Linked DNA regions of Homo sapiens: regions 1 and 2 are each linked to region 3. Evidence: chromatin loops called from intact Hi-C (ENCODE). Cell type or tissue: IMR-90. All regions are shown on one strand. Links, peaks and the distances in the headings refer to the core of each region. The heading gives the core; the rest is flanking DNA. Region 1 overlaps SHROOM4 (shroom family member 4). Region 2 has its middle 8.4 kb from the start of BMP15. Region 3 holds the start of SHROOM4 (shroom family member 4).

Region 1 (10,887 bases), core at 5,056-7,555, 110 kb before region 3:
GCTGGGTTGGCTTTTCAGAATTGGCCATGTTCTAAAGTTCCTTCTGTTTATATTCATCCCAAAAGGACTCAAGCCCAGACCTAAAGCTAAGTGTTGGATCTTTGTCAGCTGATTGTTTACTCAAACCAAAGTCTTTCTACCTGTATAAAACACTAGGCTGAATATTCACAAATTTTAGGGTAATCACACTTCTTTTACGTGTTAAGAGCTCTTTCATAAAGTTGACGAAAAATTTGGACTGAACGAGAGGGAATTAATTTCCTATACCGTGCCCAAGGTAGTCCACATGTGAAGGTTAAGTTTTCCACAAGAGGGCAGCATCACCTAATAAATTATGTCATTGTAAGCCTTCACCAATAGGGGCTGAGATGGGGAGGCTAAAAGGGTAGAAAATACAGGTTCCGGGAGCCATAGGACCTGCCACACCATGAAAACCAAAGGGCCCTGCTAGTCCAAGCCCATAATTATAGCCACTCCTAAGTGACTGATAGTGGCAGATGTTGCTACAGTATGAGGAAAGAGGACATGGAACTCACCCTGGCGAGATGAGTGGGTGAAACACCTGAACACTCTCATTCTTGTGACTGGCTCAGAAGACACTCTAGATAGTGTTCACACTCCCTCTAAGTTGCTGGTGTCTCTGTACAACCAGCATCTCACAGGGGCCTTTATTTCTTATTCAGATCATTGCCACCCCTAATGATTCCTTAGCACATCATTCTCTGCAGGTTAGGCTGCAAAGCACACCACCATTCTGATGCTCTCCCAATTTAACAATGTTTGTTTATTCCAATTATGCTTCTTTTAGACCCTAAGGAAACAAATGGGAATGAAATTCACTGACAACCCATTATGTGACAGTCATTTTACATAAATTATCTTATTTAATCATCACAATAATGCCATTATATAGGAATTATTATTTGTCATATAAGAGACCTAGGAAGTTGCAAACATGGGAATATCTAACTCCAAAACAAAAACGCTTCCAAATTCACCAAATTACCCCTCCAAGAAGCCTTATTTAAGACCTAAATCTTGACCAATCCAAGATTTAATCAGTGATAATGTATCTATTATATAAGGCATTACTTAACATGTCACCTCCTATCCATGTACATGGGCAGGTATGGATTAATCTTAGGTACCAGCAGGTAATAGAAGTCAGTGGGATCCTACATAACCTCATTCTTCCTAGGTCCAAAGCCTTTCTCCTTAAATATTCTCTCTTCAGGATAAATCATTTGGATATAGAACATGAGGATAATGGAATAATTAAAGATGGCTTCTGTGTTTCTGACTTGGTTGGCTGAGTACATACATAGTGGTCCTGGTCATAGATAGCGATCTTGGGAGAAGATGATGATGTGTTAGGTTTGGGGCATGTTGTGTTTGCAATATCTCTGACACATTTAAGTATAAATGTCTAATAGGAAGTTGGTTATATGGTCTGGAGCATAGGAGATATAGAAAATAAATTGAAGCTATAGGGCTGGGTGAGATTTTCCAGGGTACATTAAGTTAAAAATGGTGGAACTATGGGAAACACCAACATTTAAGGAATGGTCAGAGGAAGAGCAGGTAGTAAAGAGCCTGGTTTTTAAAAAATGGACAGGGATGTAGGAAAATAACAAGGAAACTGACTATCTTGAAAGTAAGAGGTTTGGCCGGGCGCAGTGCCTTATGCCTGTAATCCCAGCACTTTGGGAGGCTGCGGCAGGGGGATCACTTGAGGTCCGAAGTTCGCAACCAGCCTGGCCAACATGGTGAAACTCCGTCTCTACTAAAAATACAAAAATTAGCCAGGCATGGTGGTACATGCCTGTAATCCAGTTACTCAGCAGGCTGAGGCAGGGGAATTGTTTGAACCTGGGAGGCGGAGGTTGCAGTTAGCCGAGATCATGCCACTGCACTCCAGCCTGGGCGACAGAGCAAAACTCCATTTCAAAAAAAAAAAAAGTAAGAGCTTTTTTTTTTTTTATTAACACGTAACAGTTATACATATTTTGGGGGTACATGTATCATTCTGATACATACATATAATGTGTAATAATGAAATTAGGAAAATTGGGATATCCATCACTTCAAACATTTATCTTTTCTTTATGTTGAGAACATATGAATTCTTCTCTACTAGCTATTTTGAAATATACAATAGATTGTTAACTATAGTTACCCTACCAAACTATTGAACACTAGATCTTATTCATTCTATCTAACTGTATTTTTATACCCATCATCAACCTCTCTTCAACCTCCCCACTTCCCAGCCTCTAGCAACCACCAGTCTACTCTCTATCTCCATGAGATCCCTCTTTTCAGCCTTTACATATGAGTGAGAACATGTAATATTTGTCTTTCTGGGCCTGCCTTATTTTACTTAATGACCTCCAGTTACATCTGCGTTGCTGTAAATGACAGGATTTCATTCTTTTTATGGCTGAATCGTATTCCATTGTATATATATTCCCCATTTTCCTTATCCATTCATCTACTGATGGATTAGGTTGATTCCATATCTTGTTTATTGTGAATAGTGCTGCAATAAACATGGGGGTGCAGATATCTCTTTTATATGATTTCCTTTCTTCTGAATATGTACCCAGCAGGGGACTGCTAGGTCATATGATAATTCTATTTTCAGTTTTTTGCTAAACCTCCATACTGTTTTCTATGGTGGCTGTACTATTTCACACTCCTACCAACAGTGTACCAGGATTCCCCATTTTCCCACATCCTTACCAGCATCTGTTTTTTTTTTTTTAATAAAAACCATTTTAACTGGAGTGAGATAATATCTCATTGTGGTTTTTAATTTCCCTGAAGATTAGTGATGTTGAGCATTTTTTCATATGCCTGTTGGCCATTTGTGTGTCTTCTTTTAAGAAATGTCTATTCAGGTCTTTGCCCATTTTTAAGTTGGATTTTTTTTTTTTTTTTTTTTTTTTTTTTGCTATTGAGTTGCTGTGTGAGATTTTTGGTATTGAGTTTCATAAAGGAAGGTGGGGGCAAAATCTAGAGCTATAATGTTAAATGCCATATATGATGAATATGAAAAATAACCCATTGACTTTGACAATTAGGCAATAATTTGTAGCTTTTGACAGAGTAGTTTCAGTGGAGTTCTGAGGGTCAAATTCTGGCTGCAGAGGGTGGAAAGCTAAATGGCAGGTGGAGAAGTGGAGATAGTGACTATAGACTCTTCCTTTGAGACTGAGTATGAACAAAAGGAGAAAGACGGGGCAGGAGCCAGAGGGAGAAGTGAGATTGTGGGAAGATGCAAGATGGAAAAACTTAGGTGTGTATATACGATAAAGAAAAAAAAAAACAATAGAAAGGGAGAAGGCTGAGCTCCAATAATACAAAGCAAAGGCGCAGCAGCAAAATGAAAGAAAAGCCATGTGGAAAGTTCACCAATAGGCAGATGCTTTTGGTGGTAGCAGAATGACTGTGCCCAAATATGTCCTTCCCTTCCTTCTGCTTATGCCACTGCACTTACCTGCAATGTCTTCCTCTTCTGATGGTTTATTTTTCAAATTATACTCACCCTTTAGCTTAAATTCCACTTCCTCTATGAAGTCTTACCCTATCAATACCTTCTGCAGTGATCTCTTTCTCTAACAGCAATTTTTGTCTGAACAATCCATTTGATAATCACACACAAGGCTTTATTGCCTTCTTTAAAAATATACTGCTACTTAGTCACATGTGTATATTTTGTCCCCTGCTAGACTGTGCAATCCTCAAGGAAAGGGTTTCTAAGAGTTTGCTACAGCCTCCATGGCTGTAGTAGGGGCTCTTTAAGTCTCCATTGATATGTGGTTCAGGAATGATAGTGTATTATAAAGAAGGAGATTGAAAAACACTGGATTAGGTAGCCCTTTGGTATATAATGAGTAATTTAGTCCTCTTTATAGCAAATAAGGAAACAGTCTTGCAGAGGACTAATAAATATATCCAAGATTATGTGTCTATGTGGCAGTGCCAGGATTTGAACCAAAGGCTCTTTCTCCTGTGCTATTCTGCTTCAGTTGTCTGCAAAATTCTATTCAAGTGAAACACCTCTTTCCTTTATAATATTGATAGAGACATGACTCTATTGAGCTTTATTACCAACCAAGTTTCAGTGGCCTCTGCACCTTACGGAGAATCTCCCTGTACCTTACCTCCTGACAATCAGCTTGAGAATCCGGAAGGAGCCTTTGATGAGAATGAGGGCCTCTTGGCGGGAGCCATATAATGGAGTGCCATTGATATTCACCAGCTCATCACCAGTCCTCATCTTCTGGGACAAAGCTGCCTTGCCTCCATCTTCAATCTGTGTTGCAGAGAACAAAACAGAAAGCAGGTAGTGAGATGACTTTCTCCCCAAAATTCTACTTGTTTCTTCCAACCCTGGAGCCACAAGTAGTACTGGGGAATGGCTCCAGGCAGCTCCTGGGAGTAGCTCAGGAGCTGATCACAGGTCATTATTTACTGAAGGCAAAGCTTGGGCAAACCTTTGAGGAAGGAGGCAACATGGAAATAATGCAATCCCTGACTGGAGGAATGAGCAGTCCAACTGGGAAGACTAGAACTTCTAAATACGAAACTGATGCTTGGAATGAACCCTACTATGTGGCTAAAGCAGCAGCGTGGCCTACCAAAACGTGCAGACAAATTAGAGCCAGAAGAGCTAGGCTCCATCAAAATGACCTTTGGTAAGCTCTTTCCTATCTTTGGGCAGGCTTTGAAGTCTGACAAACGTAAGTTTGAATCCTGGCTCTGCTACTTCCTAGCTGTGTGACCCTTAGGAAGTTACTTAACATCTGTGTCTCAATTCCCTCCTACGTGACATGTAGATAACAAGACTAGCTACCTCACAGAGTTGTTAGTATAGTATATATCTGAGAACAGTAAGTCCTCAATTAACATGAGCTCTGATTATTATAACAAGGGAGTTGACTCTGAAGACCTGGAAAGTGGCTTACAGTTCAACATTCTGTGAGTAGAATGGCAAATTCAAAAGATACAAGTAGGTACAATGTAGCTGCTTCTTTATCTATGTCTCTTCAACATGTGCCCAGCACAGTGCTTCTAGTGTCTGACACACAGTGAGCATTCAGAGAAAGCTGGAAATATGGGTATTTACTGTTCCAACACAGCCTATAGAATTTCCACTAACCAGGGCAATCTGGGGAAGAAGATTGTCAGACTGAGGGGTATTGAAAGCAAAGGCAGAAATAATAGCCACTGGGGCAGGCAAAAGCAAAGCAAAGCAAAGCAGAATGTCTCTGGGGGTCCTTGCTTATGGCTAATTTTATACATTCATTTTTATTACATTCCTTTTACCATGAAGGTGATTTCCACCTATTAGAACATCAATTCCATCCATGATAATCCATGAAAGGAGTCATCTCATCCATCCATTAATCATTCCTTAAGTATTGAATCACATTTCTATTATGTACAGGACAACATGCTACATGCTAGAGATATAAAAATGAACAAGGCTCCTAATTTCTAGCCTCAGGGGCAGAAATTAGTTGTCTACAGCTTGTTTATCAACTAAGACGGTCAGGTAAAAAAGGCTCCAACTCACTGATATAATCAGGAGTTGTTTTTGTTTGTTTCCAGGGAAAGGGAACGTAAGGATAATTAAATTGTATAGTCCTTAGGGGATGGCAGATTCTAAATGGGGCAATTAAGGGCTGGTATTCACTGGAGGTATTTTTACACTTCTACTCTTGTTCCAATCTCTCTCTCAGTCTTTTATAATGTCTCCTCCATCTATCCCCACACCATGGAAGTTATAATATTGTTGAGCTTTAGGTTGGCCAGCTCATGTGCAAATTTGGCAGATGAGACCTCCTGAGTGCAGAGAAAAAATTAAGTTCAGGATTTTTTAAACTCCATCGAATTAATTGAACTTCTGAGTTAAATCACAGAATGTTATTACATTTATTGCTGCTAATCCAACTTTTTTTTAAAAAAATTAACCTTTGTCTGACAAATCATAGGTTAGCCAAGTGACATTGAATATATATGCCTTTGTTCCGGTACCCGGGCCACACTCAACACCAAACAAGCCAATATTGGTAAATGGGGAACAACTCTAAGCAAATTAAACAGGATTACACTCTTATTTCCATTGTCATTATCATTATTACTTCACAGTCACTGCTGCCTACCGCCAAGAAAAAAAGAGAGAGAGAAAAGGAAAGTGCTGTACTTGAATTTCAGAAGTTCTATTTGAATGACTCATTACTTTGGCATCCATAGAAGGCCCTTAGCACCAGTCAGAACTTTCAACAGGGATCAGCCATTTGAAAGAGTTTCCCGAGGCTAACAAAGAACCACAAACAGAAGTCTAACTAATGAATGCTAATAGATTTTCCCTGTTGATGTACATTAGTCTTAATTCACTCTACCCATTGTTTTTAATTCATACAACTTAATTATCCATATTACTGTTACCCATAGCAAGTCTTCCCCTCAATATGTATTAAGTACCATCTTTCGTTAATTAAACACTCTGTTACAGCAGCAAGATCTCTGTTTATTCTAGACCAAAAGATAAAAGGGGAAAACCTTTTAAACTAAAATGCTTAATTATTGCTGTAGCAAAAGCTCAGGCATTTGGCATTCCTTACTGCTCCTTCAGCTGCCACTATCTGAGTCCTTGCACAGACTCCTTCTTGGACTACAGCATCAGGCCAACTGTTCATACCCCTTTTTTCTGTTCCATGCCCCTTCTCAGTCACCAGCATCCTCCTCCTTAAGAGATATGTTAAGTGAAATAATCCTACTTTAGTGCAAGTCTGAAGATGCTCAGACAAAAAGCCAGCAAATTTTGGGTCCCCAGCATAATCCAAGAGTTCAGAAGGGTCCAGATCAGGAAGTAAGACTCCATTTGGTTGAAGATCCCTTCAACTATATCCCAGACTAGCCCTTTTCCAGACCCAGGGTATTTACTGAGCTGTGCAATGGACTCTATACTCTTCCAGACTTGTTGGTCCTTTTTAAATTACTGCTCACTGGTCTTTCTCCTCCCCACTCTACCTCTAGATTTCTGAGGTCTAGCACGTCTTCTATTTATTGTCTGGCCTCCTTACAGCCAGTTCTATAGGTCAATGTCTCAGCCACATATTTGTTTATATGGAAGACAAAGCAGATGTTCATGTTTCTATCAATAAAAAAAGGAAAGGAAGGAAGGAAGGAAAAATGAATGAGAGGAAGGGTGAAGGGGGATGGAGGGGCGAAAGATGATATGCATATTCTTCCGTAAAAGGTTTTGTTTTCCCCTTCCCACCTTCCTCCTCCTAACTCTGGCTGGGGCCCTGGAAAGGTGTGAATCAACAAACTTGTTGAAATTAACATACCTTGTTTGAGGGGCTGTATAACAATATATGATGCTATCCATTCAGTAAGCTTTCCAGCTCTTCCTGAATCAGACCTTCAGGGTGGCTTTCTTGTTTCAGTTGAAGTGTTGTGAATTCTCAGATTAGACCCAGATGCATTGGAATGTCGGTATAAACACACATCACAAAGCTCAATGTAAACGATGGTTAACTTATGTGTCATTTTGGATTACCCAAGTGATTGCTGGGCTAGCAGTGAGTGGCCCAAGTAATTGAAAATTGATTACATAGAGGTCATATAACCAAAAGCCAGGTGGTGCCTGGAAAGCTAGGAAGAGCTGATTGACTTTGGACAAGTCCCTTTCCCTTCTTGCAGCCTCTCTTCTCTTACTGGTAAAATGTGTAAGAGGGACTGACCAGATGATCTCCTGGGGCTCTGACAGCTCTGGGCCTTTTCAGCTCTGACATTCAGTGACCTGTGAACAGTTAGCAAAGTCATGCATTATCCTTCTGCTGACACAGATAATCTCAGCTTTTTGTCCCATTGTACTCTGCCTTCACCCATGTTTTACTCCTTCAAAATTGACTAATTAACATCCATCTCTCAATTCCCCTGGTCTTTATCCACTGTTTCAGAGTGGTCCACCAAGGTTGGAACACTTAATAAGGCCCAGTCAGGACACTGAGAGAAAGAGATTCCTGAAGCCCTATTTTGTGCTAATGAGCTAGCAATTTGGAAATTTTTGATGGGTCTTCAATGAAGCATGAAGTACTCTGATAGCTGTCAACAAAGTGACAAGTTGGCCCCTTGAGAGTAAAGGCAAACAACAATTGACTTAACAGCACTTGCTGGCTTTCTAGTAGCTTTTATTTAGTCAGATACTAACAGATACTTGCTTGGGTCTTTGAATACATTTAGGAGATGAAAAAGGGAATAGAAGAATTATTAAATCAGGTTTATAATTTAAAAATGCATTCAGAGGAGAAACACCATCTGCAGCAATAACTGACAGGTACTGAACACCTATTACAATAGTGTAAGAGCAGCATTAAAAATCAGTGACATGATTGTGAATACCTCTGCCTGCTACAGGAAATTTATTGGAAAAAATGGGCATCAACTGAAACTTTCTTGGTCAGTTCCAAGAGCTTCTGGCCAAATTACCAGCCCATACTGCTACCTCCACCAGCTTGTCTATCATCTAAAGAAGGCAAACAACATAATTGTTTAAATTGATGTGTTTGTTTTTTTGTTTTTGTTTTATTGTTTTTGCAAATAGACAGAAAAGATCCACTCAGAATACTGTAGTCCAGTTATTTAAAGAAAGAATATACCTTCCGAATATCTTTTTAGCATCTTAGAAAGATTTTCAAGTTTTTACTAACACTCCAGGCATCCGTTCATCAATTTGGCCTTTTCTGGGAAACGAATAGAAAAATGTAGAGCTAGGGTTAAGCTGGCTTTGGGAAGTTTAACTATTAAGAAGTAGGAGCATCAAAGAATGAATAAAGTGCTTGCTCATTCTGAAACTTAGTTTGAAATCTTAAGCAAACCACAGGTTGGGGGCTGTTTCTAATCTACCCTCTTTTTCCTTGTTGGTATCTCTTAGAATCTGATCATGCTAGGAGAAATTAATCAGGGTTCCCTGGACATGGGAGATACAGGCTTTCAAACCTCGGCAGTCTTCTTGCCATGGCTTTCAATACCTAACTTGTCTCTTTCAGCAACTTCTTCCCTTAAAAACCGCTCTCAAATTTCCGAAGCAGTCTAGATTAGAAAACCAAGAAACTCTGTTCCTAATTTCATCTTCCGTACTTTACACCAGTTTTCCAAAAGGCAAAACAGACAACAAAAACTTTTCAATGAGAATTGAAAAACAATAACCAATTAAAAAGATGTAAGTAGACCTGATTCAAAGGAGTAATCCCTATATGTGGATAGAGGGAAGAGGTGTACACCAAGGGAGAAGCCATTCTTTCCCTCTACCAGCTAATAAGCAGATGCCCAAATCCTACAAGGAGCTGCCCCAGAGTATAAAGCTCTGTGAATCAGGCCCAAGGGCTCCCCTGACCTTGAGCCAACGGAACTATGCGCTGTGCCCCACAGCATGACCTAGCCCAACAGACAGCTTCTTCCTCCCCAGCTGCTTAATCACCATCTAGTTTACTAATCCTCACAACAAAGGCCGTCTAAGCTCCAAATCATTAAATTTCCCTGGGGATTAGCTCCAGTCAAATTCTAAGCATCTTTGCCAAAACTCAGCCCAGTGCCACCAGCTCTAGGAATTTGGTGGTGAGGACAGGGGAAGAAGACTCAAGAGCACTGTCCCCTATGTCAGCAACCAAAGGCAAATTTGTCTTTGCTCCTGCCAAGTCAGATCGTCCTGCTGTCTCTATAAGTCTGGTAAGGGGAGACAAACGTGACGGCACAAGAGTAAACTGAGGGTTTCTTACATTGCTAGCAGATATGCTCACTGGGGCTCTGTCACCTCTAGCCATTTGTTTACACTGAAGTGTTCTTCTGACATTAATGCTATCAGTGTTTGTGGCAAATGTTAGTCTTTGGTGGTATAGAACAATAGTGTTCAGAATGGGGTACATATATCCCAGGCTGTGTACAAGGTGATCCACTGGAACTTCTGTTTATATATCTACAAAAATTTAAAAATCAAGCTTTATTAATATTTAATATTGGTGATAATAAATTAGATCATCCATAAATAAAATTGTGTATACTGGGGACACATACTCAAAACATTTTTACTGATGTACATTTTTACTAAAAATGTTAGCTGGATTACAGACCCAATGAGAGGACTAAAATCATAAGGCTTTTAGAGAAAAACATGGAGCATATCTTTGTGACCTTGAGGTGGGCAAAAATTTTTTAAGCAGGATGCAAAAGGTAGTAATCATAAAGGAAAGAGTGATACATTGGAGTTCATCAAAATAAAAAAAATCTTCAGCTCTAAAAAAGGGAAAAGACAAGCCACAGACTGGGAAAATATTCATAATACATATTACCTGACAAATGACTTATATCCAGAATATTAAAAGAACTACAAATCAATAAGAAAAAGGCAAATAGCCAATTAACAATTGGCAAGGCTTGAACAAGCACTTCACTAAAAGAGATAGCCAAATACCCAATAAGCATCTGAAAAGGTGCTCAATATAATTCTTCATTAGGGAAATGTGATTTAAAATTATAGTAAAGTGTCACTACATATCCACCAGAATGGCCAGAATTAAAAAGACTTAAGTATTGGTGAGAATGTACAGCAATTTGATCTCTCTACGTTGCTGGCAGGAGTATAAAGCTGTACAACCATTTTGGAAATCTGTATGCCTACTCTCAGATCCAGCAATTCCATACTTAGAGACTCCGAAGAGAAATAAGTGCACGTGTCCATAAAAAGATTTGATTGTTCACAGCAGCTTTATTAATAATAGAAAGTAGGAACAACCCAAATGTCCTTCAAAACATACACATACAAAAAATGACATGCTATACAGCAGTCAAAAAAAAGCAATATATGTAATAAAA
Region 2 (10,887 bases), core at 5,541-8,040, 91 kb after region 3:
CTGTTCAGTCACTGCCGCTGCTCAAACCCCTTATGGGAGGGGGAGCAGACAGACAGGTGTAGGAGCCCAAATGGGCGTGTGCCCTTTTAGCCTTGCTGTCCATGGACGGCTTGAGTGTTAACCAGCTCAGTGGACCCTCTGCCTTTCTGCAAGGGCAGAGGGTCGGTGTGACAGCTTTCTGTATCCCAAGCTCTTGTCCCGCTTCCTGGAAGAATCGGGTCACACGTGGACTTGAAGGATGAATGCAGGGGTTTTATTGAGTGGTGGAGGTGGCTCTCAGTGAGATGAATGGGGAGCCAGAAGGGGGGATGCAGTGGGAAGATGATCTTCCACTGGAGTTTGGCTGTCCAGTGGCCAGACTCCTCTCTGATGACCACCCTTAGCTGAACTCCTCTTGACGTTCAGACCTTCCTCCTCTTCTTTCTCTGCTGCATTGTTCTGCCATTCATCTGCTTGTCTCCTTGTCTTCTTGTCTGCTCATCTGCTTCTGGAGCCTGGGGATCAGGGTTTATATGGATACAGGATAGGGGGGCATGATGGGCCAAAATGCAACTTTTTGGGCACAAAAACAGAAATGCCTATTCTCACTTAGGGCCATGGGTCTCCGGGCTTGAGGGTGGGGCCTTTGTCAGGGAACCGCCCTCTTCTATCCAGTGTTTCCATCTCCTGTGTGTGTCATTATCTCCTTTTGTCTCCAAACATGTACTTCTTCCAGTGCTCACCAACTCAATAACATGGAACCCCATTCCTCCAGTGCAGCATACCAGAATTTGATCATTCTTGATAACTTGCTCTCCCAAATCCAAAATTGTTTGTATTGTCTAAATGGTCGCTGCATGCTTTGACCCCTGATTAATTCTCCAGCCTTATCTCGTGTTGTGTGCTCATGCCAAACTTGCCTTCTTTCAATTCCTTTGGGACACCCAGAACACCCAAAAGTTTGGCCTCAGAGTCTTTATATTGGTGTATCCTCTTCCTGGAATATTCTTCCTCCAAATCTTTACCTGCTGAGTTCCTACTTAACCTTTATATACCAGCTTAAATATTTCTTCTTTGAGTGAATCTTCCTGGACCCATCTGACTAAATTCGGTCTTCCATCCCACCTTCATATCCTGCTGGTTTATTTTCCCAGGGGAGCCCATAATTTCCCTTCATAGCACTCGACAACTGAGATGAGTGACTGAGGTATAAGTCTCAATCACTGCGGTTTATTTTAGGGTGTGTCTGCGAAGAAAACGAATCACAGATACATCCATGGCTGTTTTTCTGAAGAGGTTTTCAGGAGATTTTGTATTTGTATACTTCCTTAAAGCGGGGAAGGCATATAGGAAGAGAGGCAGGTAGGTGTTTGGGTGAATAGTTGCATTCCTGTGAGATACTAGTTAGTGCTCAGTAAATCTACATTTTATATAAGATAAAGTGAATGTCTGGAAAGAAAAAGGGAGTAAAAGATAAATCAATTATGCAGAAGTCTCTAGGTAGGTGGAGGAAGGAGTCTTGACTTTGTTCTGCACCTGGGAGGATAAGCTTGTAATGACATTATCAGTGTAGAATCAAACAGACTTTAGTATTAGGAGCTAGACTTAGATTGTAGACCTAAAGTCACATGTGGCATATCCTTGTTTATGGAAGGCCAGCAAATAACTTAGTTGGGGGTGCGGGCAGTCCTTCACAGATATCTGAGACCTTTTACCTTTCCGTGGAGATCTAGCTGATGCATAATATGTTAGGAACAGCTATTCATTTGGAAGAGTGACCTTCCCTTTTGCATTAGAAGTTTGGGGGCTCCTGAGGATTTAAAATTTTCTTTTACACACACTATCATAATTTTAAGTATTTATTTGTGAGATTGTTTACATAATGTCTGTCTTCACTACTTGACTGTAAATTCCACAAGTATTGCTCTTGTTTATGCCCTCAACACTGAGAACTGACACATAGGAGGCAGTTAATAAATATTTGTTCAGTGAATATATGTATAAATGAGTGAATGAGTACAAGTTTTTCTCAAAAAGCATATATTCCTCTCTTAAAGAGGAAGGGCCTTCTCAGTTTGGGAACCTACTTCAGGGTCTGATGAATAGATACTCTGATTAAGAGCTATCTTTGATGGCTGGGCGCGGCGGCTCACGCCTGTAATCCCAGCACTTTGGGTAGGCAGAGGCGGGTGGATCACCTGAGGTCAGGAGTTCCAGACCAGGCTGGCCAAAAAGGTGAAACCCCGTCTCTACTAAAAATACAAAAATTAGCCAGGTGTGGTGGCACACGCCTGTAGTCCCAGCTACTCAGGAGGCTGAGGCAGGAGAATCGCTTGAACCTGGGAGATGGAGGTTGCAGTGAGCTGAGATCATGCCACTGCACTCCAGCCTGGGCAAAAGAGCAAGACGGTCTCAAAAAAAAAAGGGCTATCTTTCAGAACTCAGTAAAGTTCTTAACAATGTTCCAAGTTATTTTACCTTCCAAGTTTGAGCTAAGTATTATACCGCGTTGTTCTCTTTTGCCCACAGTCCTCTCCCTAGGTTTTTCACCAGCTTTTCTTTAACCTGAGAAGAGTCAAAAGGAAAAACACAATAAAAATATTCACTATATTTTCCTGAGAATCTAAAACATTTGAAGTTTGCTTAGAGATTTGGCTGAAGCTTTGGATTGTTTCCAAGTTTGGCAATCAATTTATCTGGGGCTAATTCAGTTTTCACAAGGTTTTTTTTTTTCCCTCAACTTTCAGTTTCAACATGAGAGCTGGAGTTACCCTCCTCGTGGTTCAAATGGAGCAGTTAAACTCAGGGCCCAAGGTAGAAAATCTGACATAAGGAATCTATGCTTCCAAACCTTGTGACACCTGGTGGTTATGTTCCAGATTCTGGCTCCTGGGTCCGTGGGATCTGTAAGCTCTGGTCTTTCCAAAAGTCTTGTCATAGTAGTAGGGGAAAGGAACACTTCTTATGGACAGTGAAAGGGAAACACTAACCTGTCTACTTTCTTCCAGACATCAGAAGTGAAAAGTAAGATAGAGGCATTTCTGACCTTGTCTGACTCAGTAGGACAGTGTCAGGATTTGTTTAGAGAGAGAAAGTGACCATCCTTAAAAAAAAAAAAAAAAACCCTTATGCTCCCTACTGTCAGTCTCAAGTGCATGGCTTAGTTCCAAGCCCTAGGTCTTTTTCATTTCAACACCAAACTCTACACTGGCTTTTGAGATGAAGACAGGGGTTATAGATCTGCAGAACAGCAGAGTAGCTGCTGAGTGCTTGAAGAGCCCATTCTAAACCTCCCTTTTCTCTGCCCAAGTATCCACAACACCTTCCCTGTACTGAGTTGTTCTGGACCAGGCTCCATTGTTATTCAGCCATGCCCAATCCCTGGGAAGCTGACATACAGTAGAAAATGGAGTGATAATTATGCAGCCAGTCTCTGTAGGACTTTTAGGGGAAGGACAGTCTTCCTAGGAAGTTAGTTGCCTAGTCATTTGCTTTAGCATAAAATTTTTATATATATTTTATATATATAAATGGCTACGGAGACCAGACGGTGGGAGGACAGAGGATGGGAATATGGTCAATGTTTTACTGATGACTTGGTTATCCAGCGATGATCAAAAACTCCAGTGGCTCCACCAGCTAATGCTGTCCATGAGAAGGCTGAAAGGATCTTCAGAGATTATCATGCTTAGCTCTTGCTTGTTTACTTGACTAAAAAAATAAATACTCCCCTGGTTTCCCTGGGAGTTATTATGGTTTGTAAGCAATGATAACAGTTAAAATTCTGCACTCTCATGCTAAGGTTTACAAGGTTGTTTCTAGATTTCTCTTCCTGGAGATTCTCTACTTGGACACCCCCTCCAGCCTAAAGATCCCAGAAACATCATGAGGAGCTCTCATAGGGACTGTTGGATAGAAGCAACTCTGTTGCCACGCTGAAGACCAAATTCTGGAGATCTAGCACGGGAATCCAAATCTGAGGAGTGCTGTAGAAGATAAGTACAGACTCAAAGGTGTGACAAAAGCCGAGGACTTGGAGTCAAGAGACCTGTGTGCAAATCTGCCTTTCATTATAACTGTTTGATCCAGGTTAAATCACTTAACTGCTTTGAACTTCAGTTCCTCTTTCTCTAAAACAGGAATACAATTACAGTACCTACTTCACAGTTGTAATTAATGAACAAACAAATGCACAAAGGATCCAGTATACAGTAGATAATCAGTATCAGTGACTTGTATCAGAACTTCTTTCTTACAACTGCTGTGCCTTACAAATGCTGCCCAACTCCCCATAAGGGACCCATGGTAGAGATGACACTGCTCTTCAGGTCCTTCTTACAATTTTCAAGGCAATATTTGAAAAATTCTGAACTGATCCTGGAATGGCAACCTTCTTTTCTCCACCTATCAAAACCCTATTTGTAACTGTGGACCCAATTCAAGTGTCAACCTCATTGCACATATTCCTCAAATACTTTTTAGATCTTACCTAGGGACTAAGGGAAGAGTTCCTCAAGGAAGAGATGCTTGAGCTGACAGATGAAAGCTGAGTGAGAGTACCCTAGGGAAGGGGAGAGGAGATTATATTCTGGGTAGAGGAGACAATATATGTAAAGATCTTCAGGCAAAAGGTAATCTAGTTTGTTGGAAAAACTGAAAGAAAATCAGAAGAACAGTGAGGCTAAAGCACAGGGAAGGCCAAAAGCCTTATAAATAGAGTAGCTGTGCATGGCTGTGCAGTTGGAGCCCAATACAAACGTACCCTGTCAAAGGGGCGTGTGAGGACGGAAATCCAGCCTGTGTTCTCCTTGCTAAACCATGCATTTATAGGGCTCTATATACCCAGAAGGAGTGCCTTTTTCTACTTTGTCCACCCTTGTTTTAATTTTCAGAAAGATAAACAAAAGTTAGCAGCATCTCTTACGAGGCCATGCATGTTCTGGCTCCTATCTATCACACCATTCTTACCTGGAACTCTTACCCCCATTCTCTTCTTTGTGCTCCATCCACACAGGTCTTCTGCATCCTCAGGACTTTGCATTTGTTTTGCTTGTTATATGGGGTTTCACTATCATCTACCTAGTACAATTCTTGGCATACTATTGAGGCTTGATGAGTATGTCTTAGCATTGAGTCCATGACCTGAGGCTGATTTGGCTCCATCCGAGTCTGGACCTGAACCAACTGCAATTGGGTTAGACCTGCTCTGGTCTTCAGGCTAGTGAGGCTGGTACAATGCCCATTTCTAAGTGCTGGGAGCAGTGAATCTTCTTACCTAGGCATGGCAAAGGAGTCACTTTTTGTCTTGGGGCTGCTAAAATCTTTACAGATTGAGAGTCACAAGGGCTTCTTAATACAGGCAATATTAATTTTTTTTTCTACATGGGATTGAAAGAATTGAGGAATGTGGTTGTTTCAGACTTTCCTGCACTTCAAAACTCAGAAGAGCTTTCTCTAAGGATACATTACAACATATTCAACGAGAGTCTGCCCATCAGCCTAGATTTCTGAAAGAATGATAAGCTCCTACTGCAACCATTTGTTCAACAAATATTTATTGAGCATCTACAATAATTAATAAAATAGGCATGATCTTTGACTTCACAGAACTTAGATTTTCGTGCCATGTTCAGAAGTCTCTGTGGGATTATTTTACAGGGGAAATGTGTTTTCTTAAGGTGCCAAATGCTCATTGGCAGCTTATATAGCAACTAATAAAGCACAAGAAGGGTCAGCCTTCCTGGGGTCCAAATCCTAGTGGATTCTACCATTTGAGAGCTGTGCTACTACCCTGGGCAAGTTACCTTTTTTTATTTTCAATTTTCTCACCTGTAAATGAGAATAATAATGCTTTAACCTCATAGAGTTGATATAAAGATTAAACAAAGCATAATATGTAAAAGAATGTAGCCTAGTGCCAAATCAATAAATACTTTTATATAACACAACATACTCTTGTTTTATGGAAAATGAAAATTATTTTTAAGATAAAATTTATCTGGGAAATAGGTCCATTTCTCACGAACTCAGAATAGTAATCAGAGGAAATGTCATGGCTATGGGAAATGTTTCCTATCTATTATGTCCTGATCCAGGTTGTTATTTTCTTGAGATAGAAATCTTTATCTTGGTGTCTGCCAACCAACCCCAGTGCCTAGCATAGTGCCTGGGAGCACTGCAGATAGAGGACTTGTCCTGTTAATTTCTGTACTCTTAGGGACTGGTATAGTGTCTAGAACAAAGTATGCATATTATTCGGTTGGTGCAAAAGTAAGTGCAGTTTTTGCCATTAGTTTCAATGGCAAAACTTAATAGCTATATAAGCTTATTTTTGCGCCAACTTAATAGCTGTATAAGCTTATTTCATTCTCACAACAACCCTCTAAAATGATGCTATTATTATCCTTATTATTAGATGAGGAAGCTAAGGCACAGAGAGATTAAGCCAATTGCCCTAAATTACCAAGCTAAGAGTGATAGAGCTGGAATTTAAACCAAGCAGCCTAGCTCTTAGCCTGCACGGTAACACCTAACACAATCAGATAGGAAGTGATTACTAGATATTTGTTGAATAAATGCAATTGCAAGAAAATGTAAATTATGTTCATTTAACGGAAGAATTCCATTATACATGTGTGCTTAATACAATAGCGATATTCTGAAAAGTTAGATAAAAATCAATTCTTTGTAAACTTCATGCATTTCACTAGTGTGCCCAGCACATTGTAGTTTGAAAAAGTAACCCATACTGAGCTTTAAGGGTTCCTGCTATTCAGAGTAAACTGCGGTGATCCGTTTTGTTGTGTCCTTTTGTCAAGTCAGTAATCACCTCCTAAACTGTCTGATTTATAATTAGTTTTTTTCACATACTGGCTTTTTCTAAAGCAGGAAGGGCTGGTATATATCCTTTTTTAGATCTTGTTCCGATCACCTATTAAACGGCCCCTCCCTACCCCCTATCAACTAGAAGGCTAGAGAGACAGCTGGTGCCCTCTTCTGGGGGTTTAGGGCTGTTGCATACATTGGGCCCACCACGGGGCATTTCCAGAAAACAATTATGTCAACTACTTTTCAAGTCTGATGATAAGAATAGGGTTGGATTTTTATTCTTTCTTTGAAATAAGAAACTATATCTTTCCGAAAATAAGAAAGTTGACTGTAGTGTCCAGAACAAAGTATGCATATTACATGCATAAGCTTATTTCATTCTCACAACAACCCTCTACAATGGTGCTATTAATATCCATTTTAGAAAATGAAAATAGGAGACTCAGCCAGGCGAGTCTCCTGAAGCCCTGTTGGGTAGAGGGATGGAATTCCACTGTGGTGCTGAGAAGACGCTTCCTTCAGTCAGATATATTTTATGTATGTATGTATGTATGTATGTATTTATTTATTTATTTTGAGACAGAGTCTCACTCTGTCGCCCAGGCTGGAGGGAGGTGGCTGGAACTCAGCTCACTGCAACCTCCGCCTCCCAGGTTCAAGCAATTCTCCTGCCTCAGCTTCCCGAGTAGCTGGGATTACAGGCATGTACCATCATGCCCGGCTAATTTTTTGTATTTTTAGTAGAGACAGGGTTTCACCATGTTGCCCAGGCTAGTCTCAAACTCCTGGCCTCAAGTGATCCACTTGCCACGGCCTCCCAAAGTGTTGGGATTACAGGCCTGAGCCACCGCACTGGGCCTCAGTCAGATATATTTTATGTATACTTTAAAATCGCACGCTATTAATGAAAAAATTGAGCGCTTGAGGATTATCTACGTGCTAGATACTTTAGATACATTATCTCATTTAATAGAAGTGCAAACAATATCCCCAATTTACAGTTAAGAAAACTGAGAAGCAGAGAGGTTAAGCATTGGCCAAAAAATAACAGAACCAGGAATTTAAACCCAAATCATGCTCTTTCCAGTGTAATATGTTTTCTCTTTCTACTTCTTATGATCCTGTATCAAAATCCCACTACTAAAAGAGATGGCAAGGAAATGTTCTTGACATATGTAAACCCAAGCCAACATCACTGAAACATCAAAAAGAACCATGCCCCAAACCTCTATATAGACCTCTTGCTAGTTGTTCTGACATCTTGTTTTTTTTTTGTTTGTTTTTATGTAGTTGTGTTGAATTCTTTTTTAATATAGTTGTTTTGAATAGAAAGATAGGAAGTGGGCCGGGCGCGGTGGCTCACGTCTATAATCCCAGCACTTTGGGAGGACGAGGCAGACGAATCACCTGAGGTCGGGAGTTCGAGATCAACCTGACCAACATGGAGAAACCCCATCTCTACTAAAAATACAAAATTAGCCGGACGTGGTGGCACGCGCCTGTAATCCCAGCTACTCGGGAGGCTGAGGCAGGAGAATCGCTTGAACCAGGGAGCCGGAGGTTGCGGTGAGCCGAGATCGTGCCATTGCACTCCAGCCTGGGCAAGAAGAGCGAAACTTCGTCTCAAATAAAATAAATAAATAAATAAATAAATAAATAAATAAATAAATACAGATAGGAAGTGGTGTTCGCTCTCCAACACCACCGCCGCCTCTCGCTTGCAGAGCTCCACCTGAAGCAGAAGGGGGATAACGAAGGAGGTCTCTATACCATGGCTCGTACAAGGTGGACTGCCCGCAAATCTACCGGTGGTATAGCACCCAGGAAGCAACTGGCTACAAAAGCCACTTGTAAGAGTGCGCCCTCTACTGGAGGGGTGAAGAAACCTCATCGTTACAGACCTGGTACTGTGGCACTCCGTGAAATTAGACATTATCAGAAGTCCACTGAACTTCTGATTCGCAAACTTCCCTTCCAGCGTCTGGTGCGAGAAATCGCTCAGGACTTTAAAACAGATCTGCGCTTCCAGAGGGCAGCTATCGGTACTTTGCAGGAGGCAAGTGAGGCCTATCTAGTTGGCCTTTTTGAAGACACCAACCTGTGTGCTATCCATGCCACACGTGTAACAATTATGCCAAAAGACATCCAGCTAGCACGCCACATACGTGGAGAACGTGTTTCAGAATACACCATGATGTGAAACATTTCATTCTCAAAAAAAAAAAAAATCTTCTTCCTGTTATTGGTAGTTCTGAACGTTAGATATTTTTTTTTCCATGGGGTCAAAATGTACCTAACTATATGATTGTGAGTGGAAAAATAGGGGACAGAAATCAGGTATTGACAGTTTTTCCATTTTCATTTGTGTTTGAATTTTTAATATAAATGTGGAGACATAAAGCATTAATGCAAGTTAAAATGTTTCAGTGAACAAGTTTCAGCGGTTCAACTTTATAACAATTATAAATCTGTTAAATTTTTCTGGACAATGCCAGCATTTGGATTTTTTTTAAACAAGTTAATTTCTTATCGACGGCAACTAAATGGTGTTTGTAGCATTTTTTATCATACAGTAGATTCCATCCATTCACTATACTTTTCTAATTGAGTTGTCTTACATGCAAGTACATGTTTTTAATGTTGTCTGTCTTCTGTGCTGTTCCTGTAAGTTAGCTATTAAAATACATTAAACTATAAAAAAAGAAAGATAGGAAGTTTAAATTGGTAACAGACAGAGGTTAAAGAACAAAGAAAATGTTGGGAAGCAGGGAAGGGGTTAGGAAAGGAGGGAGTTGTGTGGCTGCCGCTCTACAACTCCTGAGGCTAGAAGTGGCATATCAGGTTGAGCCCCAGCTTTCTGGGGAATTCAGCTTGCATCAAATATAATAATAACTAACCTACATCTAGTACTTACTTTGTGCCAGGCACTCTTTTAAGTGCTTTACATCTGTTAACTCATTTAATCCTCACAAAAATCCTGTTTTACATGTTAGAACATTGTAGCAGAGAGAGGCTATGATTTTCATTTTACAGATGAGGAAACTGAGGCACAGAGAAGTTGAGTAGTTTATCCAAGGTCAAGCTAACAAGCAGTGGAGTTGGAGTTTAAATTTAGGATTCTGCCTCCAGAGCTGTGTTCTCACCTGCCATGATATAGAGTTAACCCTTGAATAACAAGAGTTTGAACTGCAGATATTTTTCCATAAATATATTAGAACATTTTTGGAGATTTTCAACAATTGGTAAAAATTGCAGATGAACTGTGTAGCCTAGAAATATCAAAAAACTTAAGAAAAAGTTACATATGTTATGAATGTATAAATATATATATAAACTAGTCTATTTTATTATTTTCTACCATAAAATACACACAAATCTGTTATAAAAAGTTAAAATTTATCAAAATTTACACACCCACAGACCATACATGGTGCCATTCACAGTGAAGAGAAATGTAAACAAATGTAAAGATTCAGTATTAAATCATAACTGCATGAAATTACGTACCCACCTCCTCTTGCCATGGTGGTGAGCTCAAGTGTTGAGAGTATCTGCTTAAAATGCCACCATGTGATGCTAATCATCTCCCCTTGAGTGGTCTGCTTTAACAATAAATTGCATATGGAGATAAAAAGTGATCTCTCTTGAGGCTGCAGTGAGCTGTGAGCATGCCACTGCATTCCAGCTTGGGCAAAAGAGTGAGATTCTGGCTCAAAAAAGAAAAAAAAGCCATCTCTGGTAGTTCTCCTGTACGTTTCACCATGTACATTTCATCGTGTTTAGTGCAATACTGTAAACCATGAATAACACCGTGGGACTCACATGAAGTGCCACTACTGCTGCCAGAAGTGCTCCTAAAAAGCAAAGTCATGACATTCCAACAAAAAGTTGAATTGGTTAATATGTATCATAGATTGAGATCTGCAGCTGTGGTTACCTGCCATTTCAGACAGACGATGTAAAACTTAGAGTACTGATAAATACAGTACAATACTGTAAACGTATTTTATGTTTTTAAATCATTTTTTTGAGACAGGGTCCTACTCTATCACCCAGGCTGACTGGAGTTCAGTGACGCCT
Region 3 (10,887 bases), core at 4,165-6,664:
CAGGTACAGACAGAAGAACCCAGAGCTGAAGGATGGCAGCAACAGCAGGGGCTTTTCCAATCAGTGTCAGTGGAGGTATGCAGGGAAATATATATCTGACAGTGGATAGGGACAGAGACTGCTGTCTCTATATTCCTACATAGGGGCTCTGTAAATTGAAGAGTGTATGGCACATATGGTTAGCATCTTCAATCTTGGAGACAACTATTCTTTCCAGAAGGGGAAAAAATTAAGTTCAGAGAGGTAAAAAGGAAATAAAAAAGATCTGGAATTCTGACTTTGACACTATTCATTAAATGCCATTTCCTTCTTCTATTATACAAATTCCTTCTCTGTAACTTAATAATCTCTTTGTTTAAACATACATGTTCCTTGAAGTCAGGGCTTATATCTTCTCTCTCATCTCCCCTACGATGCATTTACCAAGGCTGGCCAGGGCTAGGGGCAGAGGCAATTCTAAATAAATAGTAGGAGATGAAATGTGTCCCTCCCAAATCTATTATGTGGCTGTCCCAGATGCCTTCATAGAGGCCTTAGGCAGGTATGGCTTAATAGCAGCACAGCTACTTCCATTAAAAGATTTTGACACAGGGCCTTGGTATGACATGGCCGCCAGAAAGAGCCAAAGTGATCTTCAGCTGTATTTTTTTAAAGAATGTTCATACTCAACTGTGGTCAGATTCTCCTCAGTTACAGTATTCAGCTGTGGGATCCATAACTTAAGAGGAACATGGACAAGCTGAAGTGCATCATGAGTGGGAGGAGGAAACAGGAGGAGAGGCTGGAATCTACATCCCATAAGGAACAGCTGAAAGAGCTAGGGCTCTGCTAGAAAAGTGAAACAAGATGATATAATATTTGCCTTCAGATATCCCAAGGGCTGTCCCAAGACAGAGGAAGCACCCTTGTTCTGTGTGATGCTATCCAGAGGATACAGCTAGGACCCATGGATGATCGCTAAAAGGAAAACGATTGCAGCTTAACAAAGGAAAAGCTGTCCACAGTCAAAACTTTCCAGCAACAGAATGGATAGGCTTAGAAGGGAATGAGCTCCCCTGTGACTACTGTAGAACAAGCTCAGGGACACTGCACAGGAGGCTCATGAAATGGTTAAGATTAGACTAGGTGACTTCTAAAAGGCTCTCTTTACTCTGAGATTCTTTGATTCTAGGTCTCTACCAAGAACAGAATTACTCTGGGAGCACTGAGTTAAGTCTGCCCCTTGGTGCTTGAGGGGTAGAGGGGCAGGCAGTGAGAGCAGCCCTTCCCATAATCCCTGCTGTTCTTCATTAACTTTTCTCAGATGGGTCAGCATCTTTTTTCCCTTAGTTCTAAAGAAGTCTAACTATAAAAGCCATGATGTTCCCTCCAGATAATCATCCATAACCTCCAATCTCAAGTCTGAGTCTCTCTTTTTTCTTTAAAGAAATTCCTGGGGAGGGGGTTGGGGAAGGCAAGGGGGGAAATCATTTTAATTTTTTTAAGGGACAATGGAGTTGAATTATTTTCTTTGTGTGAAGTTTTGGAGAGGGAAAATCCTCTAATAGGCTTGACCTTTTTTAACTTCAGCAAGCATACATGTGGCTCTCAATGGGGTACCAGGTGTATTATGAAAACCCAGCAGGGCCAAAAGTAGTATCGACTCAAAGCTCAGCCAAGGGTTACCAGCCATACCACCCACCCTTCTTGCTCCACCTCCCTCCAACCTTCTTTGTATCTCTCTGATGGATTTCTAATCCATGCCTCAAAATGCCCTCTACTTTCTGGGATAGGGCAGCAGGTGGGAAACTGAGGTAGTGGACATCTTTGGTGATTCTAGAGGCAGAAATGAGGAGGGGATTCATGTAGGTAACCAGGCTGGACTAAGCTCCAAAGATGCACACCCCACGAAGGTCCCTTTGTGAGTGCCAGGCACTGGTCTGTAACACAGCTCAAAAGATTTCACAGGAACTCTCATTGTTCACATAATACCACCTCTGCACCCAATAAGAATTCAAAATCACAGCCAAATTTACTTCCAGCCACAAGACAACCTCTATCTGAGTTTATCCAGATCCTCTTGAAGTCTCAACTGCCTCTCTGTGTGCTTCTAGAAATAAGGTCAGACTAGGAATGGAATACAGACTAAAACAACTTGATGAGCATGCCCTGCCACTGTCCTAGGCTAAGGATGGCAAACACTATTAGAGTTTGCCTAATTCATTGTCTCATCATCTGTGATAATAGAGATGGGGCAGTTATGCCTAGGCCCCACTCTGCAAATAGAGACTTGGGTCTGGAGAGTGTAAAATTATATAGCAATATCAGAGCACATCAAGTGGATGGGAGTAAAGCTTCTTTCTCCTCCAGGTTACTCCCCTACCCCACTCTGTTTTGTTCCAGGGCAGTAACTAGCCCCACTTGCTTCACTATGCCAGATAGAAACATCTACCATAAACGAGCCAAGAAAAGGGAAAATATGTTAGCATGAGCCTACATATCATCAGACACATCTGATTAGAAGAGAATCCCCATTCCATCCAGACAGTACTTCTGAGTCAATGAGGTAGCGTAACATGTTAACCAAAGGAATCAATAATGCCAATGTCATGGGCCCTATTCCTTTATGGGTCATGTATCTTTTACTTGTTACCATGATCTCACTCGAAACACCACAATATAGGGAAACATCATAAACTATCCCTTATTATTTAGGATAATCAATCGTATTTTATTTTTTGGAGGTGGGGTCACACTATGTTGCCCAATCATGGTACACTGCAGCCTGGAATTCCTGGGCTCTAGGGATTCCTCTTACCTAAGCCTCCTGAGTAGCTGGGACTACAGGTGCAAGACACCGCATCCAGCAATAGTATTAAAAAATTTTCTCTTTCTTTGCCACTTGACTGTCGGGGGGTACTATACAAGTGTCCATAAATCAGGCAGTTGAATTCCCCATATTCAGGGAAATCATAGGAACCAGCAGGAATTGATGATTTCCCCAACTTGATCATTTCCTGGTCCAAAGGGTCTCCCATGACAACTATGAACTAGACTTTCACACTGCATACCCTCTTCCCCCACTAATCACTACTTTTTCAAATTCCCCCACTCCCCAGATATCTCCACTTGTGCCACAAGATATCTCTGAGCATGTATGCCACACCATCCCTGATGCAAACCGCTTCTGGTTTTTTTTCCACAAAGGAGGTTCTCTGCCATTTTCCACCATGCTTCCTGCACCTTACCTCTGTCTCTCCCTGACCTGAGATCATCACAAGTGATTTGGGGTCATCAAAATAGTCCTTTCCTACTCTGAGCCCAGACTCCATCAGAGTGTACCTACAACCCAGTCCGTCACCAAGTATGGAATTACAGGCTGGCATGGAAAGGGACACTGCATTAGGAGGCTAATAAGACTAGATACATCCCTGAAAGTTATTGCCCTGTGCTCCTTCACAAACCACAGTACTAACAGAAGAATCAGAAACTCTCTTAGTAGGACTGCCATTGACTCTCAGTATGATAGACATAGGTAAGCCACTGAATACATCAGTCTCGGGTTTTCCATCAGTTTCTCCACAATCTTTCCTGACTGCCTCACAGTGTAGCTGCAAGAGAGTAATGAAATAAAGGATGAGGAAGCACATTGTAAATAGTAACACTGTATGCAAATGAAGCAAAGCTTCATTTTCCTCACTCTGCAGCAACACTTCTGAGAAGAGAGCCAGAGCTAGCATAAAAGATTAGCTATTTGGCCAGGAGTGGTGGCTCACGCCTGTAATCCCAGCACTTTGGGAGGCTGAGGCAGGCAGATTGTTTGAAGGAGTTGGAGACCAGTTTGGGCAACATGGTGAAATACAAAAATACAAAAATACAAAAAATCAGCCAAGCATGGTAGCGTGTGCCTGTAGTCCCAGCTACTTGGGAGGCTGAGGTGGGAGGGTTGCTTGAGCCTGGGAGGCACAGGATGCAGTGAGCCGAGCTGGCACCACTGTACTCCAGCCTGAGCAACAGAGTGAGACCCTGTCTCAAAAACAAACAAACAAAAACATGGCTACTAGATTGTCATAGTATCATTTAAAGACCACCCACTTGAATGTCATTTTAGATATGGGGATGCCTAGACCCAGGTAGGGCAAGTGATATACCTAGGATTCCAGAACTAGAGAGTGGCAGAAAAAGGATTAGAACCCAAGTTTTTAATCTGCCAACCCAATTATCTTTCTATTACCTTCCACCCATCCCAACCAGTGTGTACAGACTAAGAAGGCTGTTTTCAAGGAGAAAGCTGTATTGTTCTGAATCATAAAAGGAAATAAAATCAAGGTTGAAAAATGAAGAGGGAATTAATGAAATATGCCAAAACAGTGTCTTGTCAAGAAAAACACAATACAGGCAATCATTGTGCTTAAAAAAATACTATGGTCCCTTTATATACCGTTGAAGCCAACCCAGTTATAACTGACTTTTACTGTTAAGAACTAGGCTATTTGGGAGGAATGGGAGAAATAATTTTATCCCTTGCATATCTAAATGCATGTCATAATGAGCCTTCATATAATAGGGGTCAACTGTACATTCAGTGGAAAGGGAATCATTAAAAGGCACCCTGCCTCTCAACACACGAAGCACTTCCTCTACAGCTTGGCCAAGGAAACCCTCATCTACCCTCTCAAATAATCCCCCAGCCAGACCACAAATTGCTGGCTGCCCCATACTTAGTAACACCCCCTGCCATGCTCTCACTGGCTCACAAAATAATCCGGGACCACAGCAGCAAGCACTCTCTGGGGTGCTTCTCAAGATGGGTCAGCTCTGGGCAGAGCTGAAAAATGACCTCTCCAAGGCAGGTTGTCTAGGCAGACTGTGGAAATTCTGTGGGCGGTGTGAGGAGAAAAAGAAAGGGAGGAACTGCCAGATCATGGAGGGCTGCATATCCCATTGTGACCTTGGTGGAAAGAGTGGGGAGAGGAGGAGCTTGATTAGAAGAAATTCCTGAAGGCCAGGATTCCCCTCACCAAAGGAGTTGAGTGTTTTTGTTAAAAAAAAAAAAAAAAAAAAAAAGCATATAACTTTCTCCAGAGAACACTGGAGGGAGACTGCCTCAGGAGGGGTTGTGACAGTGGATGACAAACGCATCTCAGGCTGGTTAAAGTACATGACAAGTATGGGGGAAAGGGTGCTGGATGAAGATCTGGGCTAGTTTGGGGAGGCTAATGATCAGAGGGGTCCCTGCCAGCCCCTCAAAATGTTGCCTCAGCATACCTCAGACTCCTCAATCTGATTGGTACACCCATGGCAACACTCCAGGGTTGCTAAGAGTGTGGGCCCCAAGGCCTGAAGGATCCCATACACTGGAAGTCAACCACAGGCTCCAATGCAAGGCGAATGCCGCACAGGTTATTGTGGGTGTGTGTTGCGGTGGACGTTTGCTGAACCCTCTGCTGAGATGTGACCAATGTTGAACCCCACCCCCCCGCAAAAAAAAAGTGATATTTGCTCCCTGCTGAAAAGACACATCTTTCTATCTCCAGCCTGAACCCACATCTACAACTTCAACTGCCATTTAAGCGGGTTGGAAGCGGGAGGGCTTTTCGGATTTGAGGATTTAAGAGAAACAACAAAAAAGTGGAATAAAGTTCGTAAAGTCCGTTCACTTGGCAATCTGGCACCTCAAGGTGAGTCGTCCCACAAGTCACTCTTCCTGGTAACAGCTCCAGCTGCCCCTACCCCTCGCCCTCACCCCTACGGGGGAGGCTCGCTTTGGGGGTTCTGGAGCACTCAGGAGAGCTCCTCTCTCCTGTCCTCAGCTGCAACTTGGCTTCCAGCAGATCACAGACTCCTAAAACAAACAAACCCTGGCGGCGGCGGCGGCGGCGGCAGTGGCGGCGGCGGCGGCGGCGGCGGCGGCAGCGGCAGCAGCAACAGCAGTAGCTCCAGCACAGCTGCGCTCCATGGCGCAAGTTTCCTCCACACTTCTCAACGTGCAGGAAATCTCGCCGGCGCTGGGGCAGGACTCTGGAGGGAGGGAGAGGCCGAGCCGAACCGGCGGCAACAACGCCCCAAGAGCTGAATGGATGTGTGCGCGTCCGGCCGTGGGAAGTGTGGCTGGCAAAAGCCACCAATGGCCTCATCTCCGTTCCCACACCAGCCCCTAGCCCTGCAACCTGCCTGGGAGGGACGGCCCGCCGGTCGATAGAGGGGACAACGCTGCCAAGAGAGCTGCCAAGCCGCGATGACTGTCCCTTCAGTCCTTCACTGTCCCGCAGGGACGCAGAGGCCTCCAAGGAGAAATCCCCAACAGCCTCCACTTCCTTCGGCCCAAACTGAGGGAAGTAGCCGCCCCGACGTGGGGCAGCAAGGGCTGCCCCAGCGCCCTCGCGAGTGTGTCTGCGCGCAAGGTTCTAGCCGGGGGCCAGTTGTGCTCCCAGCTCGTGTTCCAGCCACCCTTAGGGGATGTCTGCACCTGGACTGGTGGCAAGACCCCTCCGTGCCGCTCAGAGGGTCTTTCGCTCCCAGCCCTAAGTTTCAAAGTTGGCCTGAGGGCCCCGTCCAGCGGCAGCCTTCGCACCCGCTTGTCCATTCAAAGTTAGGCGCCGTTAGGACATCAGCCGCCAGTTCTTACCTTAGACACTGTGAGCGGCTCACAGTGTTCCAGACCCCCCTTAAGGGTGAAGCCCCAGGGTGCCCCCCCTTGCAGCTGCACAGGGACGTACTGGAAGGACCCAGGCCGGTTCTCCATCCTCGGCTGGGCTCAGGCGCCGCCGGGCTCCTTTTCCGAGGGGGCTACGTTGCCTCCGCCCCCAGCAGCTCCGCCACCATCGCCCTCCAGCTCTACGCCACCCCGCACCGCCCTGCTCCGCCTACTCTCCCGGCTGGAGACGCTCAGGCAGCGAGCGAGCGCAAGGAGGAAATGACACGGAGCTGGAGAAAGGGGGAGAGAGGGGGGAAAAGGAGAAGGGAAAAAAAGAAAAGAAAAGAAAGAAGGAGAGGCGGAGGGATAGCGCGTAATGGACAAGAAAACGGAGCAATGGGGAGGGGCAGTCACTGGGACCTCGCCTATAGGATCGCTGGGGAGTGGGAGCGAGGCGAGGCCTCACATCAATTGTTACATTGTTTCATTCAAGCAGGGCCCCTCTTTGGTCCTCCTCTTTACTGCCGGGTTCCCCGCCCCTCCAGCCAGCCCAGGCGAGGGGAGGTGAAAGTCGTTAGTGTGGACGGCCCGCGTGGCTGAGTGGGCTGAAACGCTGGTTTCCTGATTAGCGCGTTCATGTTTCTCTGACTGCCTTTTTCTTCTGAAGGTCCCGAGAACGGAGACCTGGGAGGGTTAAAAGGCTGCTAATTTGTGGACCTTGCCTAGAGGGGTGGAAAGCAAAGCCAGCAGGCCAGCGGACATAGTGAGGCTGTGTGTGTAGACTGCTCTGTGTGTACGCGCTAGGTGTGTGGGGTCATTATGAAACATTGCCCCAGAGCATAGTTTAAATAAAGAAGCACTTTGAGGATGCCCCCTGCTCGGGCTCCCCCGCACCCTGGCTCAGTGTTGGTGTCTATGGCTAGCACTGTGCTTGTGTATGTTCCAGTCATCTGGAGTTCCTGGCACGGCCTTGCACTTGCCCCACCGAGATGAGCAAGCCAGCAATCAGCAAACTTTATGACTAGCAGTATTGTCTCTAAACAAACCTACAGGAAAGAGCATCCATTGATAAGCTGGCCAATTAATAATGTTGTGCCTTTGGGAAGAATCAGCTTTTAGACTGGGTCCAGAACATCTCTGCACATCTGTTCAAGCTTGACCTTGTAGTTTCTGAGCTGGGCTTTTGTAATAGACCAAACAGCCACAATAATAGTCCTGAAAAGCGAATTTGTTACTGAATCTTGTGCTGATTTCTCTGCCTTCACTTGGACAGGTTATCTTCTCTCTTTGAGGTGTTTTCTCTGGAGCCACATGCGGGCAGTGAATTTTTAAAGGGCCTCGCACTAGCGGAGAAAGTGTTGACAACTCAGTTGTGACTCAACAGGATGTTCCCACTCTGTCTCGCCTGTTCAGTTTCTTCCCCTGTTCTTGTGCAGCTTCTTCTTCATGGCCAACAAACACACTGCGGCCCCTTCCTTCACAGCCAGCTTTCTGCGGTCAAGGTTTCCACTCTCTACTTCTACTTCCTCACCTGTCACTGCCTCTTCAACGCACAGCAGCCTGCGGTGTGCTGCAGCAGGCCACTGAAATGTCTCTCAAAGTCACCCCCCTCCATCAATCCTTTTTTCTTAGCACCCCCCTGGACTGTCTGCATATATGATGCTGCCCTGACTTTTCTTTAATAAAATGGCAATTTAGGTGTTTATAGCCTGCCTTTTTAAAGTCCTTAGAGATGATGCACATGGGAAACCATCCTCGATCTTTTAGGCCTACAAACACCGTCTTGATCATGTTTATTGTTTTATATTTTCCTTATTTGAAAGCAGAAAATTTGATAAAATGGCAACTCAACTTGTTGATTCTTACTTGTGTTAACCTATGTTATAACATTCATTTGCCCTGCCCCACCTTGAAACTCAGCATTTTTTTTCTTTTTCGGATAATATTTCTATGATTGTAACTTGGTAGAATCCAGCGTGTTTCAGTCCCAGCATATCTGTAAAGTTCAGTTCACAGGATATATAGTCATCACTCAAGGACTATTAGAATTATGTGTCTAGACTAGAGGAAAGACGTTTGGAAGCAGTAGACACACATCTGAGCCCTGGCCTTGTCACTAACTAGATGGGTGACCTTGGGCAAATCACTGAGCTAACTCTTTTCAGTCTCCTGTTCTTCCTCTGTAAACTTTAGCTAATAAGCCCTGACTTTCCTACCTCCCAGGACTGTTGAGAGACTAAGATGAAATAATACATATGAAAACACTTTGGTAAGGAAAAAGTAAAAATCCTCTCACAACCTTATTATGAAAGCAAGCACTGAGCTAGTCTTTAACTAACCTATTTTCATTCCAAGCCTTACTCTACAATGATGTCTTGTTGCACTCTTCAGTTTATCCTTTTCATCATTACAGCAGAACATAAATTACCTAGCCCCTTGTACAAACAGTGCATAAGTAGTAGATATTCTGAACATAAGGTGGCTAGATTATCTTGCTTCTTTATTGATAAAAATCAGTGCTGCTAGCAGGCATCTCATTCTTCTTTGGAAGTATACAGTTAGTGGTAGCATGACTGCATAGTGGAAAGGGTACAGGGTAGAACTTGAGATGCCTAGATTCTAAGCTAGTTCTGCCATTAATTCACTGTGGATATTAAGCATGTCACCCCCACTCTCTGTAAGTTGAAGGGGTTGAGCGACTTGATTTCTTAAGTTCCTCTACAGTTTACAAATTCTGTGACTACTTCCTGGCAAGTGCCTGAACGTAGTATATGTGCAAACAAAATCTTGATAGAGTTGAACCAAGTAAAAAGAAAGCAATGGAGAACATTCGAGGGGTATATTACTCTGTGTGTGTGTGTGTGTGTGTGTGTGTGTGTGTGTGTAAAGTGCATGCACACGCTGGAGCTATCAGACAGATGATAAATTCATTCTAAAGTATGTTAAATTGCCTGTGGGGAAAAGGTGGAAAGTCCACTAGGCAGGTAGAAATAGGAAACTGCATATCAAGGAAGGGGTGGTGATTGATAATACACACTTGGATGATAACTGAAGCCATTATTTGCAGTATATAATCTCACTCAGAGAAATTAGAATCTCACCCAGAAAGTAGAATCCTGGATTATGCTAATATTTAAAATATGCTAATATTCAAAAGTCAGGAAGGATAACAAAAGACCCACAAGGGAGTAGACACAGGAGGTGGGCAAAAGGCCAACCAGGGAGAGATAAATTAAAACCAGGCTAGGTACTTCCACCTCATTAAACATTCCTCTCAGGAGTCTTGTATTCATTCAAAAGCTATTGAGAAGTTTACATTTTTGGAAGAAGGAAGACTGAAATAGCAGTCCTTCTCTGAGCTTTTTTTTTTTAAAACTTCCTTAGCTGAACCTTTTTTCTAAACTCAAATTTGAATACAATTTTCCTCATCGCAGTGCCTGTAGCTTTTTTGTTTTTGTTATCATTTTTAAAAATTTTATTTTTCCCTCCCCTGTGGGATCTAATCTAACTCCTTTTTGAATGAGGAACCTCTTGAGATTCTAGAGAAACCTATGCACTCTCTCCCCCTGAAAGCTACACATGTTCACACAATGCTATATATAGTTTGGGCTGAGATTATAGACCCTAGCTTCAGAATCCTTGCTCTAGGCTGGGTGTGGTGACTCACGCCTGTAATCCCAGCACTTTGGGAGGCCTAGGCGGGTGGATGAGGTCAGGAGTTGGAGACCAGCTGGCCAACATGGCGAAAATCCTTCTCCACTGAAAAAAAAACACAAAAATTAGCCGGGCGTGGTGGCACGCGCCTGTACTTCCAGCTACTTGGGGAGGCTGAGGCAGGAGAATCACTTGAACCCGGGAGGTGGAGGTTGCAGTGAGCTGAGATTGCGCCACTGCACTCCAGCCTGGGCAACAGAGTGATACTCTATCTCAAAAACAAAAACAAAAATATCCTTGCTCTAGAAAAAGACAAGATTTGTTCTTTTTGTGTGTGTGGTAAAAGCAAAAAAACAAACAAAAAAAAACACAAACAAAACAAAAAAACCACACGTATCATGAAGTCTACCCTCGTAACAAATTTTTAATTGTACAGAACAGTATTTATAATTTTATGTACATTGTTGTACACCAGATCTCTAGAACTTCTTCATATTGCACGATTGAATCTACCTAAATTGAACAAGAACTCTCGCCTCACACCCAGCCTGTTGGTGACCACCACTCTACTTTCTGCTTCTATGAGTTTGACTACTTTAGATACCTCATATAAGTGA

What was found. Peaks named below come from ENCODE experiments on the same cell type or tissue, not always from the same donor. Only the 100,000 strongest peaks of a DNase experiment are listed, where the experiment ranks them.
Region 1: it touches region 3 in a loop (3-fold over the local background); 5 of 110 quality-filtered maps call a loop at or near these places.
Region 2: a loop joins it to region 3, with 3 times the contacts of the local background. A loop is called at or near these places in 10 of 110 quality-filtered maps.

Annotation. Positions count from the first base shown.
Region 1 is chrX:50,691,620-50,702,506 of GRCh38, forward strand. SHROOM4 (shroom family member 4) reads right to left here. Exons shown (of 9, transcript NM_020717.5): 2 at 4,167-4,318. Among named protein-coding and RNA genes, the nearest start is that of SHROOM4, 120 kb to the right of the region's middle. RefSeq lists an enhancer at 6,019-6,550. In IMR-90, for the core only: no CTCF peak of the experiment used is centred there; a DNase peak (open chromatin) is centred at 6,212.
Region 2 is chrX:50,896,860-50,907,746 of GRCh38, forward strand. It overlaps the pseudogene H3P44. Among named protein-coding and RNA genes, the nearest start is that of BMP15, 8.4 kb to the right of the region's middle. In IMR-90, for the core only: a CTCF peak has its summit at 6,974 (motif pointing left); no DNase peak of the experiment used is centred there.
Region 3 is chrX:50,807,295-50,818,181 of GRCh38, forward strand. It overlaps SHROOM4 (shroom family member 4), which reads right to left and starts at 6,900. Exons shown (of 9, transcript NM_020717.5): 1 at 6,608-6,900. The coding sequence starts at 6,724. RefSeq lists an enhancer at 5,947-6,448. In IMR-90, for the core only: no CTCF peak of the experiment used is centred there; no DNase peak of the experiment used is centred there; H3K4me3 peaks cover 1,051 bases.